2 separate regions of the Homo sapiens genome follow, and region 2 is linked to region 1. Evidence: chromatin contacts called from ENCODE Hi-C or POLR2A ChIA-PET data. All regions are on one chromosome and are shown on one strand. Each heading gives the region's core, a stretch centred on a gene start or an enhancer-like site at or near the end of the contact. The rest is flanking DNA. Distances are from core to core; before and after follow the strand shown.

Evidence for each region. A loop is a pair of places that touch in the nucleus more often than their neighbours do. ChIA-PET counts read pairs that join two places held with the same protein, here RNA polymerase II (POLR2A). Pooled maps may share reads with other maps.
Region 2: a loop to region 1 is called in a pooled map, with 5 times the contacts of the local background. The contact joins two enhancer-like sites. A Hi-C loop is called at or near these places in 2 of 168 maps with a recorded cell type or tissue (heart left ventricle and heart right ventricle) and 3 of 50 pooled maps. POLR2A ChIA-PET finds 5 or more read pairs at or near these places in 2 of 52 experiments (A673 and OCI-LY7).

The regions. Positions count from the first base shown.
Region 1 is chr22:35,920,507-35,923,428 of GRCh38, reverse strand. The region is part of intron 2 of RBFOX2 (RNA binding fox-1 homolog 2); the gene reads left to right. Among named protein-coding and RNA genes, the nearest start is that of RBFOX2, 110 kb to the left of the region's middle. Within about 2 kb of position 1,553, at least 14 of the 41 ENCODE cell types and tissues checked have a DNase peak (open chromatin) inside an H3K27ac peak, as active enhancers do.
Region 2 is chr22:35,408,937-35,411,968 of GRCh38, reverse strand. It overlaps MCM5 (minichromosome maintenance complex component 5), which reads right to left. Exons shown (of 17, transcript NM_006739.4): 7 at 1,059-1,225. Among named protein-coding and RNA genes, the nearest start is that of MCM5, 10 kb to the right of the region's middle. RefSeq lists enhancers at 1,321-1,460, 1,541-1,760, 1,851-1,910. Within about 2 kb of position 1,733, at least 11 of the 41 ENCODE cell types and tissues checked have a DNase peak (open chromatin) inside an H3K27ac peak, as active enhancers do.

The DNA.
Region 1 (2,922 bases), core at 304-2,803:
GCACTCCAGCCTGGGCGACAAAAGACCCTATCTCTAAAACAATATGGAAGTGTAAGAAGTTGGGGAAATAAAAGGAAAAAGAAAAAAGAAAAAAAAGATATGAAAGGCCTGGAGCCCTTTCCCCCATAAGGCTCTGCTGACTGGAAGACAGTTTGAAAACCAGTGAGGAATGATCAAAGAACTCTGGTGTCAGACAGACCTGAGTTCAAATTCCAGTTTGGACTGATACTTAACTTCCCTTAGGCTTACTTCCTCATTTGTAAGATGGGATGCTTTTATAGGATTGCTGATAAGTATTAGCCAAAAAACATGCCAGAAATCTATCACAGTACCTTCAGCTTCTGTGGATGCAAGGGGAGTGTGTTAGGCAGTGTAGGCTGACCCCTCACCACGTGCAGGACTCACACTAAATGTTGGGGGAAGTCATTGCTAAGACAGAGCCATAGGACTTCAAACCCAGCACTTCATACCTGACTGAAGGTTCAGGTGTCACATTTATCAATAGTTTAAAACAGGAGGGGGCAAACTTTCTGTAAAGCATCTGAGAGCATCTGGGCCATATGGTCTCTGTTAGAGCTACTCAGGAACTCTGGCACGGTAGCAGGGAAGCAGGCTTAGATTATAGTAAACAAAAGATTGTGGCTCTATTCTAGTAAAACTTTATTTGTGGGTACCGAAATTTTAATTTCATATAATTTTTATATGTCATGAAATGTCATTTTTCTTTTGATTTTTTCTTTCAATCATTACAAGATGTAAAAGCTATCTTAGCTGGTAGTCTGTGTGTGGGTTCTACAAAAACAAGTAGCCCATAGACCAAAGTCCTGATTTAGACATGTCTAGTTTTTTTTTTTTTTGAAATGGAGTCTAGCTCTGTCACCCAGTCTGGAGTGCAGTGGCGCAATCTTGGCTGACTGCAACCTCTGCCTCCCAGGTTCAAGCAATTCTTCTGCCTCAGCCTTCTGACTAGCTGGAAAATTAGCCACCATGCCCGGCTAATTTTTGTATTTTTAGTAGAGATGGGGTTTCACTATGTTGGTCAGGCTGGCCTCGAACTCCTGACCTCGTGATCTGCCCGCGATGGCCTCCCAAAGTGCTGGGATTACAGGCATGAGCCACCATGCCCGGCCTTATCAGTATTCTTAATACCAACAGAGTTTCACATTGTATTTGACACTATTTACAAACTCAGTTTATTCCCTCTGTGTGAATACTAGCCATTTCTAAAATGAAATGCAATTGTGATTTAAATTTCACATATCATTATGCTAAATGCTGTTCACTTTTTGTTCCATGGTCCTGAAACAATTAACCTGTTTGGAGATAAGCTGCAGATACAAGCACACAGAGAAGGGGACTTAGGAAAGCTGGAGGAAGGAAAGGTCTGTCTTGCCTACATATGGGCTTAGGAAAATTTTCTAACTGGAAACCTTGCCTCAAGTCTGAGTCACACTAGTGGGACTCTTGGCCCTAGGGTGGGAGGAGAAAAGGGAGGGAAGGAAGTGGCTATGTCAGTTTTTGTCAACAGAGGGCACCCAGAGCAAAGCAAGTGTTCTGTGACACAACAGAATCTGCCCCTCTGCCCCAGATGAATTTACCAGACAGGCACAGAACTTCTTGCAGTGGATTCTCTTGTCCATCTCTTCATTTGTCTGATCTGTGTCTGCATTCTCATGTTTTCTCCCATGCTGGAACCAGAATATTCTAAATGCAGTGTTAATAATTGTTATTTGCTGACTGCTTTAAGTGGAAGACCAATTCCCTCAATGTGCTGGGGTGAATTATCCCATGTTGTAAGGTTGGCCTTTTGGGTGGATGTGCAGTATTAGCTTCTAATTTAATTCAGTATCCAGTGAGCATGTATTCCTGAAATACTTTTGATGTGAAAGAGCACTTCATACCTGTATAACATGTTGTAAGAAGACTTTGTAAGTCTTATTGCCTAGAGCAGTATCCTCAAAGTGTGGCTTCAAATCCAGCCGCATCAGCATCACCTGGGAACTTACCTTTATTCATGGTCTCTGCCTCTTCCCCAGACTTACTGAATCAGAAACTCTGAGGATGGGGTCCAGTAATCTGTTTTAACATGCTTTGGTAATTCTTATACACACTCAACTTGAGAACCACTGTCATAGGGTAAAGGAGTGGAAGAGTTAAGGGCACTGGTATTTATGGAAGACTATGTGCCAAGTACTTGGCTAGGAGTTTCCTCTTCATTTTCCACATGAGAACAGCAAGCCTTAAAAGCATTAAGTGATTTGCCAAAGTCGTACATAGAATAAGTGGTAGAATAGGGATTTGAACCCTGGTTTTTCTGACTCCTGAGCCATACTATAGTGGCTGGTAAGAAAATGCTAAGAGGCGTTGCAATCTTTAAATTAATTCTTTTTTAAAAGTCCTTAAAATATTTTTTTAAAACAAAAGTAATTTGCATTCATTGAAGAAAATTTAGAATATACAGCAGATCAAAAGAATAGAATAAAATCTGCCTTAATATATTTAACTTTATCTTAACGTTTTGTTGTTGATTATCTTGTTTCAGCGTAACTCTGTTTGCATATATACACATTTTAAAATTCCTTACCAGATGTCAATCATATTGTGTAAACTTTTGTAAAATGCCTCCAGCTCAGGCCTACTTTATTATAAACATCGTTTCATGCCATTAGCTATGTCTGCTGCATCATTTCATGGCTGCCAAGTAGTCCCTTGTAAGGTTGTAAGCTTTTTTATCATAATTCTTGCTAAAGTCCGTCTTGTTTTGATTTCATGATATGCTTTTAGGAAGAATAGGATACTGAGTGCTTTGGTACTATGGGTAAACAATTTGTCCAGAGTGGCTTAAAGTATAAAATTAAGGCAGTAAGCAGATTTTGGTTGAGAAGGGGACATGGAACTGGAAAGGCAATACTAAACATGTTT
Region 2 (3,032 bases), core at 484-2,983, 510 kb after region 1:
TTGGGGGTTTTTGTCTGAGCAACTGAAAGGGTGAAGATGGGAAGACTGAGAGGAGCCAGTCTGAGGGTGGGGAAAGGGGAGCTTAGCTTCAGCCATGTAAAGTTCGAGATGCCTTTCAGATATGTAAGTGAACATGTCAAATCAGCAGTTGGTTATTAAAGTCTGGAACGTGGGGAGAAGCCCAGGCTAGAAATGGAAATGTGAGAGCTACTTACCTGTCAGTGGTTTTAAAGTTGTAATAATCTAGGTAGTTTGTGTAAATGTGGGGTGGGCCATGGACTGAGCCCTGGGGAAGCCACCCCTCTGAATCAATTCACTGCAGCCAGAGGGCTGAAACAAACCTGAAAACCCTCAGTGGCCCCTGCTGCCCTCAGGTGTAAGCAGGAGCTCCCCATCTCGGCACTCAAGGCCTCTTACACCACCTGGCCCCTCATCCCCTAGACTCCCACTCGGCCCTCCAGCCACTCAGTACCTTGCCCAGGCCGGGGTTTTCACCTGCTCCTGCCATCCCCTCCCGCCTGGAAGTTCTTCCACATCCACCACTCTTCAAAGCCCAGCTCAGATTAACCTCCTCCCAGAAAACCTTCCCCAAGGCCCAGCCCCGACCTCCTCCTTCTCAGACCTCCTTTAGCACCTCCTTGGAACTGCGTGACCCACAACAGCCACCACTTTACCCACATGTCCCCAGCGGTCTCACAGTTTTCTTATTTCTCCAACTAGACACTAGGCGGCTGCCTGCCTGGAACCCTGCGTTTCACTTCTCTTGTATTTCCTGTCACAGAAGTGAAGACTTGGCTTTCAGTAATTCCCCAGTGATTTGACCTCAGTCCTTCTGCCTTAATCCTGCACTTAGGCAAACACCCTCAGCCCAGGAGCCACAGCTAGGACCAATGTGTGGAAGTTCCAGGGATCACTTAATATAAAAATGAACGTTCTAATGATATGAGCAACACAAGGACATCCTGGGCTACCTCATGAAGTAACGAGCTGCCTGTTACCAGAAGTATGCAAGCACAGCCTTTTAGCAGGGCTAAGCCAGGACCCCAAAGCCAACTCACCAGAGCCATCTGTGTCCACCTGGATGCCCAGGACACGGATGTAGGAGCTTCGGATGCCCACGCCCACCCTGTCACGGCCCCTGCTGGTAGTCAGGCCAAACTTCTTGATGGAGTAGATGCCCATGATGGTAACCCTGTTCCCAGGGACGACCTTGTCACACAGGTACCTGAGAGGAGGGTAGAGGAGAAAGGAGAAAAGCTGAGATTCTGACTTGGACAGCAAGTCTCTGATTCCACCCATGCCCAGGACACGCAGGGTCCACTGCAGCATTTTTGCCACAGGCACCACATGCTGAGCTGGCTCCAGCCCCACGGAGCCCAGAGAACGGCCTCTCTCCCCACGTCACTCAGCCCATGCTCAGCTGCTTGGAGGATGGTGTTGCCCACAGTGACAGCCAAACAGAAAGGCAGGTGGTGGCCTGACTCTCGCTGAACTCGCTAACTCATTTGTACGCTGGTTTAGGAGGCTTAGTGCCAGCCCACAGAGCCCTCCAAAAGCCCCATCTCCACGTGTCTGCTGTCAGCTCACTGTGTGGTGCCCTTTAGCCTCTCAGGGCAAGACTTCCTCTTCACGCCCCCCAGCCTCCTTGAGGGGCCACTCGCCCTTTTTGCCTCTTCATGGCTCTGTGAGCTCATTTTGCCTCTGGGTTTTCATTTCCTGTTTTCAAAATGAGATGTTGAAACAGGGAAGTCTCCAAGTCCCCCAGTCAGAGACAGGGTGGTGTGGAGGGACACTTAGTCGCTGTGTGACCTCAACGAAGTCATTGCACCTCTGAGCCTAGGGGGATGACGAAGTGGCCTGCCTCTCATGTTGTGGAGTCAGGTGAGGCAGCAGACATAGAAGTGCTTTATACCATCAGGCATCACAGCTCCAGAAAAGACCATCACCGTCACTCCATGAGCCTCCAACTCCCCTCTTCCCATACCCACTTCGTAAGTTTTCAGGATTCATGAACTGCTTGGAAAATCATACATCCTGATTACGTAATCTGCATGAAGGAATTGTGCTAAACACCACATGCATTTTCAAGCAGCCCTCTGAGAGATTAAGGACTGTCCTTATCCCCATTTTACTGATGAGGAAACTGAAGCTTGACAAAGTCACATAACTTGCCCAGGGAGCAAGAGCCTGACCCCTACATACTCTGTTGCCACTAATGAAGTTAACAGAAGCTACAGATCCGCTCTCCTCAGAACATCTGCATGCAATTTCAGGATATGCAAGCCCAGGTTAGAACCCTAATCAAAGATCTCAAAACCTTCCACCCAGGTTACTATGAGGGGCCCAAGCTCAGTACCCTCTCCCCCTCAGTAGAATCTTTTTTGTTTTCCTTTTTGAGACAGGGTCTCGCTCTGTCACCCAGGCTAGAGTGGAGTGGTGTAATCACAGCTCACTGCAACCTCAACCTTCTGGGGTCAAGTGATTCTCCCACCTCAGCCTCCCAAGTAGCTGGGATTATAGGTGTCTGCCCCAACACCCAGCTAATAAATTTTTTTTTTTTAGATACAGGGTCTCAGTATGTTGCCCAGGCTGGTCTTGAACTCCTGGCCTCAAGCAATCCTCCTGTCTCAGCCGCTCCAAGTGCTGGGATTACAGGCATGAGCCACCGTGGCTGTTCAGCAGGATCTTAACAGAAAGCCTGGGGTACGCTGGGCGCAGTAGCTCACGCCTGTAATCCACGCACTCTGGGAGGCCAAGGCGGGCGGATCATGAGGTCAGGAGATCGAGACCATCCTGGCTAACAAGGTGAAACCTCATCTCTACTAAAAAATACAAAAAATTAGCTGGGCATGGTGGAGGGCGCCTGTAGTCCCAGCTACTCGGGAGGCTGAGGCCGGAGAATGGCATTAACCCAGGAGGTGGAGCTTGCAGTGAGCCGAGATCGCGCCACTGCACTCCAGCCTGGGCTACAGAGCCAGACTCCGTCTCAAAAAAAAAAAGAAAGCCTGGGGTAGGAGGTGGGGTGTCAGGCT